2 separate regions of the Homo sapiens genome follow, and region 2 is linked to region 1. The links are chromatin contacts, found by Hi-C or POLR2A ChIA-PET in ENCODE. All regions are on one chromosome and are shown on one strand. The core of a region is the stretch at or near the end of the contact, and the rest is flanking DNA. Distances in the headings are between cores, read along the strand shown. Region 1 has its middle 26 kb from the start of LINC00326. Region 2 has its middle 92 kb from the start of LINC00326.

Evidence for each region. Hi-C counts contacts between places; a loop is a spot of excess contacts on that map. ChIA-PET counts read pairs that join two places held with the same protein, here RNA polymerase II (POLR2A). Pooled maps may share reads with other maps.
Region 2: a pooled map of psoas muscle shows a loop between it and region 1 (2.5-fold over the local background). The contact joins two enhancer-like sites. A Hi-C loop is called at or near these places in 1 of 168 maps with a recorded cell type or tissue (endothelial cell of hepatic sinusoid) and 2 of 50 pooled maps. POLR2A ChIA-PET finds 5 or more read pairs at or near these places in 1 of 52 experiments (OCI-LY7).

Annotation. Positions count from the first base shown.
Region 1 is chr6:133,060,004-133,064,627 of GRCh38, forward strand. No RefSeq gene overlaps it. Among named protein-coding and RNA genes, the nearest start is that of LINC00326, 26 kb to the right of the region's middle. Within about 2 kb of position 2,253, at least 3 of the 41 ENCODE cell types and tissues checked have a DNase peak (open chromatin) inside an H3K27ac peak, as active enhancers do.
Region 2 is chr6:132,993,945-132,998,241 of GRCh38, forward strand. It overlaps the pseudogene RPL23AP46. Among named protein-coding and RNA genes, the nearest start is that of LINC00326, 92 kb to the right of the region's middle. Within about 2 kb of position 1,672, at least 3 of the 41 ENCODE cell types and tissues checked have a DNase peak (open chromatin) inside an H3K27ac peak, as active enhancers do.

The DNA.
Region 1 (4,624 bases), core at 1,003-3,502:
GAGGGAGAGAGGGACGGAGGGAGGGAGAGAGACGTTTGGATACATTCCCATCACTCACACATTAACAAGCTCTTTTTTTAAAAAAAAATTACACCTTACCGTGATTTTGTGTTTCCTTTTTAGATATAAATGTAACCAATAGCACTAAATATATCTGGAAGTTAGGGATGTTGAATCACAAATGAGGGACTAGGTTGACAGAGGACAGAGAAAAGAGCTGTTTTGTTGTTTTCTTTTGATCATTAAGAATCCAAAAATAAATCAAGAGAAAGCATAATGACTGGATAAAGAAAATGTGGTGTATATATACTGTCAAGCACCACATAAGGACATTTCAGCCAACAATGGACCACATATATGACTGTGGTCCTATAAGATTATAATGTAGTAGAAAAATTCCTACCACCTCATGATGTCATAACCATCATAACTTCTTCATAGAGGACTGGGTTAGCCAAGTGTCTGTGGTGATGCTGGTGTGGCAGTAACATGCTGTATAGGTCTGTGGCCCGGGAGCAATAGGCCAGCTATTTCATAGAGCTTAGGTGTGTCACAGGCTCTACAACCTAGGTCTGTGTAATTTCACTTAATGATGTTCACACAATGATGAAATCACCTAAAGGTGCATTTCTCAGTCGTATTCCCATCCCTAAGCAATGCATGACACTGTGTGTGTGTGTGTGTGTGTCTGTGTGTGCTTATAATGAAATATTCTTCAGCCTTAAAAAAGAAAAAAGAAAATTCTGCCATCTACAAAAACATGGATGAATGCAGAGGGCATTATGCTAAGTTAAATAAGCCAACACAGACAAATAAATGAATGCTCCTGTTTATGTGCAGAAGCAGAGTAGAATGGTGGTAGTCAGGGGCTGGAGGATGGGGAAACAGGGAGAAAAAGGGACAAGTTTTAGTTATGCAGGATGAATAAGTTCTGGAATCTAATGTACAGCATGGTGACTATAGTTAATAACACTGAATCATGTACTTAAAATTTGCTAAGAGAGTTGATCTGAAGTGTTTTCACCACACACAAAAAATCATAACTATGTGAGGTGATTGGTGATTGGATATGTACATTAGTTTGACTTTGACAATCATTTCACAGTGAATACCTATGTCAAATCACCACATTGTACAGCTTAAATAAATACAGCTTTGGCAAGTATACTCAAAAAAGATTGAAAATTACAAAAAACATTCTATATTAAATGTGGCAAATATGCATGCACTTTTTATTTATTCTATGAGCCTAGTACAAATTTAATTTTGCTAGCAATATTAAAGTCAATTAAGCTATGTTTTATTTACAATGGTGATAACTTTTTCACTCAAATCATTTACTATTAAAAGAAAAACAATTTTTATTATTGCATGAAACAAATATTTTTAAAAATTGATGTCAATGTTACCAATTATAATTCTTCTTTTCCATTTTTTTGTTGTTAATGAGGAAAAATATATTTAAATTTAAAAATATGTAAAAATTTAAAGTTCAATTTTTGGCTGAGTGGAAAATCCTATGGGATAAAATGGAAAGAGAAAGAGCCTCGGGGTCAGCAGACCTGGATTTTAATCCGGATTCTGTCACTTAAAAACAGTTTCTTTCTAAACTTGAATACTTTAATCTTTGTGAATTTCCAGTTTTCTGCCCTGTAGACTGGGGACAATAACACATATTTTGTAAGGCAGTAAAAAAGAGTAAATGAGAAAAAATATGGAAAATGCTTAGTTTAATATGCATAATGCTTGGCATATTAGAACACTAACTAAATGTTAATTTCTTTTCCATAGTTACATGAGCATTCTTTCATATCAATAGATCTTAATTCATCCAATGTCTCAGAATTTTTATTAGAAAAAATACTATTAAAAATTGTTTGATAATATTTTCAATCCTTAAAACTTCTGATAATTTGGCTTAATTATGTTCTTTTTTCATTAGAAGTTTCTAAATTATGTCTAATTTAATGATTGCAGTGATCAAAATTGACTCAAATGAGAAATCATTCAGGTTCTGAATTTCTAGAGGAAGAAAAGACAAAGTGGACAAAAAAAGGAAGAACGAATAAAATCTTGAACAATAGTATAGTAATTATACTGGTAGTAATTGAATAAAAAGTTATCTTCTGGATTAAACACTTAAGAGGATTTTTCCTTTACAGCCAATCCGTAGTGATGGGAGATCCACTGAAGTCATCTCATGATGTGTGTTGTCGGGCTATTTAAAGGCTGCTGTTTCACTTCCAAACTTCACTCCCTTCTGACGTCTTCAGTGCTGTTCACTTGGCAACCTTGGCTACTCTTCAGCAGATAATTTGTACTCTACATAAGCATTTAGAAGAACCCAGAGTTAAACCAAGGATAAGAGTCATCGGTAACATTTATAGTTACTGAACTCCTCACTATGTGTCACAAAGTGGGTCAGAGGGTGCATCTTTCAGGAGAAAAAGAACATTCTTTTAGTGCTATTTCTACTTCCACATTGATACGACAATGATTCCTACAGCTAAATTAAGGTTTGACCTCATGTGTCAAATGATTTTTGTTTAGTCAATAGATTTTTTTCTAAATGTTATCCTCTCCAAAAAAATCAGAAATTTAGCATTTAAGTTATGCATGATCACAAGTACATATATATATACACACACATATATATATGCAAGAACAGCCTTTTCTTGACAATAATTCAATGCGAGAAAAATTTAGATAAATGTATTGAATGTACAAAAGTGTAATAAAACCCCCTTTAGTTTAATAGATAAAAGAGCATTGTGGGGAGTTTTTTCTTTGCAGGGTTGGAGTATGTGCTCTGCTCATGGAAACCAGCTGTCATGCCACTTCCCAGCACTCGGAGGGAACAGAAACTTGTTTCTTCTCTACTGTTAAAGCAAAAGGGTGTGCCCAAGGCAAAGATTAGAGTGGCTGTGGATCTGCAGGTGGTTTTACGTATTTGCGGTGAGGTCAAAGAAACATCTTTTTTTGCACTTCTTCTTTTCTCCAAATTGGGCATTGCCTGAAATGGACGCATTCAGCAGCACTGTGGGATGAGATATGTACAAGGCATCATTTCCCTCTAAGGCAAATACCTTCACTGCTGGCAAACCTTCAGAATTTGCAAGCTCAGCCAGCACCTTTGACCCGGCCACACAGCTGACAGCACAGTTGGCAGTTGGTAGCTTCCATTTATCCTAGGTCAGCTCCCGAGGCATCGGCATAAAATGAAATAAAGATTTGAGCAGTCACTTCAGAAATGAAAATGGGAATGCCCAATAGTTTGCTTCAGTTTGCTCAGGCTGAGAACCATTTATTAAGCTGGTAAAATGGGAAAGTCATACATGAGAGTACCTGCTCAGGAGAAAGAAATAGATTGATCAGACACATTATCTAAAGATCCAGAAGAGAAATCCACTGATTTCTAACAGTCAACCCACTGATGGCTTGAGATGTAGTTGAGACTACCACACATTTCAGTAGGCAGATATTGTCACCTTCATATCCTCAGTGCCTAGCACTGTGCCTGGTAGTTTGTGCTTAGTCAGTGAATGTTTGCGCAATTAATGAGTAAAGCCCATATGTGTATATGTTTATAATAATTATTTTTTCTAGTTCATGTAACTAACGAATGAAATTCCCAAGTCATTGTTCTATGAGGAACAGGATGAGAAATAAGGAACTAATATTTTTCTTCCTACTGTATGCTAGACATACCAAATTTGCATAGTGAGAAATGGTCAAAACAAGATTGAAAGGTAGGTATGTTTCATGCTAAAGTCCATGGGTTTTTCACTTTACCTAAAACTTAAATGTCATCAGTTGCAAAGCATTTGGAGGAAACACTGTGTATAAGGAGATATTCATCAAGAATTCTATTTTAAATTATGATTATCTTTCTATATGACAGAAAAATACCACTTAAAATATAATGGATTGAAAAGATTCTTTTGAAGAGATACAAAATATACAAAAATATATACTAATTTGGAATAAACTTAGTAAGACATATGCAGAAACTAATGAAAACAAAGCTCTAAAGCTTTACTCAAAAATATATAAAACAATAAATGGAGAGATATATTTTGTTCTCTCCATTTATTATAATAATATATAGATGGGAATATATAATATATATAGATGGGTTATATAGAAGGGAATATATGATAATATATAGATGGAAATTTTCAACACTGTATAGTTGTCGCTTCTTCCCCATATTAATGTATACATTTAATGAAATTTTAACCCAATATGCACAAAAATAACTCTTCTTTGAAATTTGACCACTAGTTCTAGAATTTATTTGGAAAAATAAATGGAGGAAACTAGGCAAGATTGTTTTTAAAAGAAAAACAATAAGACCTACTTGCATTATCAGATATTAAAATAAATTATAAATCACATTACTTAGAGCAGTGTGGCACTGGCATTAGAATTTACAGCAGATCATTGGAAGCATAAATAAATTGGATAGATGATAAATACGTTAATAAATGATATGTGTAAAATGAATGTGATAAAGATGAGATTTCAAATTAGTGATGAAGTAACGGATTATCCAAGTAATGGTAATCAGATCTTTGGTTTAAAAATGCAAAAAAGGAGTTAGACGGCTGTTATATTAAAAAAT
Region 2 (4,297 bases), core at 422-2,921, 67 kb before region 1:
GAGAAACTGCAGACCCAGCATTCTTGGAGAGACAGCTGCTGCATTATGCAGCCATTCTCAGGATTAATAGGCATAGACTATACCTTAGTTGGGCTCTTTTTTTGTTTGTTTGTTTGTTTTTTAAGGAAAAAAGGCTCAAGCCATGTACCAAGCAATGTAACAGAACAAAAGGAACTTCAAGGCAGTACATGCATTGAAATTGGAGCGGTAACCCAATTCGCTGTTGGGACTGGGTACTTTATCTCTTTTCTTTGGCAACTATTTTATCCTTTTCCAATTCTTCTTGAACTTGACCCTTCCTTGAATTTGGCCTATCATGATTTCTCTGTTCACTTCTATCACACCCTTTCAATTTTATATTCACCATTAACTGCCTCACTTGATCAATATTACTTAATTCAAGTTCCCAAGGGTGGGAACCCTTGGGATTAACCCAGCTCATCATTTCCTGTTAAGTTATGACCTAGGTCACTAGCCCTTTCCAGCAGGCACCAAATTAAATAATTTCTCCATATATCATCATATACTGATATTTGTATCATGTATTCACTAAATAGCAATTATTAGAGACTCTGATGGTCAAAACTGGTAATCATGCATTTCCTACTTTGAAAAATTGTAATGAGGCTTATTTTGTTTAGCGATTATATCCATATTAGTAGATGTTAAATGAATATTTATTAAATTAACAACAAACCCTTGTGTCTAGAAAATATTCTCTAGTCACTTTCGGAGATGTTACATATACTTAAATGACAGTAGAAACTCAAAGATTGTTGTTGGTTGAGTTGGAAATTTAAATGTGCTTTGCTCATCCTCAGCAAAATAGATTATGATACTCTTGTGAGGATTGCAAATAATTTAAGAAATATCTCAGGGACAGTCCACACATTAAATTTTCTCTTTTTTTGTCTCTGCAAATATTAAATGCATAAAAAATAAAGCTAAGGATGAGACCCATTTCTACACACTTGAGCATGTGTTTGTGGTAGAAAAACGGAGCATCAGATTCAAAGAGTTATTTATATTTCTAGTGGCATGCTTGTTTCTCTAGTAGTTGTGATTTAGGTACCTAAAAAAATACATGTCTGTCATGTAATTTTGTCATTTAGTCAAAATCTAATAAAATTATTAAATTTAAATACAACTTTACAAGTTGTCTGAAGCATGATTTGTTCCGTTTGCATTTTCCTTCAATGGAGCCTTGTCAAGCACTTGGTTGGATTCAGCATCGCTGAAAGTCAGCCCTTAATTCTGACTGCCCTTACAAATGTAGGAGAGCAGCCAGTTTCAACACATGACTCTCGGAGTTCATTTGGGGTTTTGTCGGCAGAGTGCAAAAAATATATATATTTGTTGTTATCGGTTGAGTGTGTAAATTGGCATTTTTCTAGATGTTATATGGCTATATAAATAATATCTGGATATTAAATTATTGGCACAGGCATTTGCAATTTTGAAGAAACTAATTAAGTCTAAATGACTAATTCCCAGTTGCAGAGTCAGGAACACAAAATATGATTCATGGAAGTAGGCAGCACTTCACATCCAAGACATGGTAACGCTTTATTTGTGTGCATTTAAGGAAGACGGTGGCAGGAGTTCATTTGCTGCACCTGTTACCAAAAGTTGTGAAGGCAAGGAAGAGCCTGGAATTGTCTGCACATCATGCCCATTGGCACTTCAGGAATGATCGCTGATGCCAGCCCCACTCTGGTAACCCTGCTTCTGAGAGCCTTGTCATGACTCACACACAATGAGCACTGAGCATGAAGAAACTGAGAGGAGGGCCTGAAAACCTCCACAGAAATCAGGGGTAAACAAAGGAGGCTGTTGAGATGGGAGTAGAGAACTTATTTTCCTTTCTGTTTTGTAACAAGTGATAGGCTTGCATTTACTGATTTAAGAATATTTACAAAGCATATATATTATACTTGTTAGTTTTGCTTCTGTATTTGAATCAGGAGCTATCTTCATCACATACATAATTTTTTTAAAGCACTGACTTTTTCTAAAAAATGTGATGCTTAGGGCTCATATAAAGGATGCTTAGAATTTGTATAAAACTCTTGGTTCCTACTGTTTTGTAACTCTCCATCTGCTCTTCCCATTAAGTAAGAAAACAGAGCAGACAAGCATTGCTTACTGAAACTGCTATGTAGGCAGTCATGTTTTATTTTATTTCACTGCTCAACATTCATTTTCCTTTTTGAAACAGCATCCTTACTGCTATAATCAGAGGCTTGATGTCTTCTAGTCAAGGACAAATCTAGACCAATCAGTTGCCCTGCTTTTGAATGTGAATCTTGAGTAGAACAATAAGCAGTATGTTAATGGTTAGCTTTCCTCCCTCCTGATAGCGGGGTCCTCAGCAGCCTTTGCCAGCTGGGAGACAACGGTGGGAGCTCCTGCTTCTGAGCTTTGGGAACTGACTTACTTTCTGTGTATTCTGAAGCATTGTTCTTCATCCTTTGATACATTTTGGACCCCTCTTCACTCCTTGATTTCCTTCCAATGAATTTTATGTCTGTAGTTTCCAATTACAGAGATTTCACTGATACACTACTTATAATTTTATTTTAAAATTTTCACTCAGAATGCAAATGATCATGATGCAAGTGAAGTTATGAAATAAAAGCAAATCCCTCATAAGTATTATGCATTTATTGTTAATAACAAAATATTTAAAATTATCTCACAATTGTTGGAACCAATATGTCAGAAAACTGTGGTTGAAAAATACTGATATCTGGCCTTAGAAGCTAGCACCTAATGGCAATCTGTTTCCAATTTTTCTGTAGAGATGGTTTCTGAGATCTAGAGACCATCTATAGAGATGGTTTCAAGCTTTAGGATCTGGGAATTTAAGACAACATAATTATACCATTCGTAGGAACCTACTGGAGTGAGAAAAATTCTACCCAGGGGAGCCTTTGGCTAAGCTGAAATGAAAATGGGAGGAAGGAGACTAGGGTGTATGTGGGAAAGACCGGAAGAAGAACTTCAAGGATAAGGTGGGAATAGGTTGAAAGGGAATACACAGTTTTATCATACTGACACTTCTTTGGTGTGTAAGTAATGTTCCTGGGTTTTCCAGGTGGTAAGGCACTAGGTAGGTCATTCATTCACTATGTAGGTTACTTTTTTTTTTTTGAAGTCCTTGTCCTTTATTGGGCAAGGGGTGAGGGAAGCAGACAGACCGGTTGGACATAGTAGATGGGTGTGTGAGGACAAATGCTACCCAAAAGCCAGCCAACCTACACTCCCCTGAAATGGATGCTAATGCCCTTCAAACTCTGCGCAATGGTTTCACACATAGCCTCTTCCAGGGATAAAAGAAGGGGTTATTGTAAAGCTTCTTGTTACCTTCAACCATAAAGGCAAGTTCTGAATTCTAGTTTTCCTGGGACACTAACTCTAGTCACAAAGATCTCTGGAGTGATCAAGCATGGTGGAGTGGCAGGGTGAGTGTTTCAAAAGGATAAGTAGAACAGGAATCTTGCCCGAGTCCTGTTACAACGTCAGTGCCTGTATATGGCTTCTCAGTCCAACCAGAAATTGACAGAGAGGCATGTATACAGTGAAAAGATATACATATATTTAGGATTAACCAGCTGCATTCAGTTTAGATGATCCCAATTTTGTTGGCAACATCCAAAGCATTGTAATCAGGAGGCAGTTGAACGTATGCCTTCTTCTCTCCATCAGGCTGACAGGGTGTTGACCTCGGCCACATCAATGTCATAGAGCTTCTTCACAGCCTGTTTGATCTGGTGCTTGTTGGCTTTAGCATCCACAGTGAACACAAGTGTGTTGTTGTCGTCTGTCTTCTCCGTGGCAGACTCAGTGGTCAGCAGAAACTTGATGATAGCATAGTGATCAAGCTTGTTTCTCCTGGGAATGCTTTTCTGAGGATATTTTTGCTGCCTCTGGAGTCGCAGTGTCTTGGGCCGCCAGAATGTGGGTGACGTGCGATCTTTTTTTGTGTGTATGTGGCTGTGGACACCTTTCAACACTGCCTTCTTGGCCCTTAAAGCCTTCGCTTTGGCTTCTGCTTTGCAGAGGCAGGAGCTTCCTTCTTCACTTTTGGCGCCATCTTGTCTCATGGTTACTTTCATAATGATAGTCACTATATAAGAGAATTGCCTCACTGAAGAGTCTGCTGAGATAGCATTCATTTTGTAGACGAATGGCCACACTGTTGTGATCATAGCTAATTGAACCCACTTGTGAGTCGCTAACACTGGGGCAGCCAATCTACAGTCTGACCAGTGGCCTATAATGATGGCCTGCTATG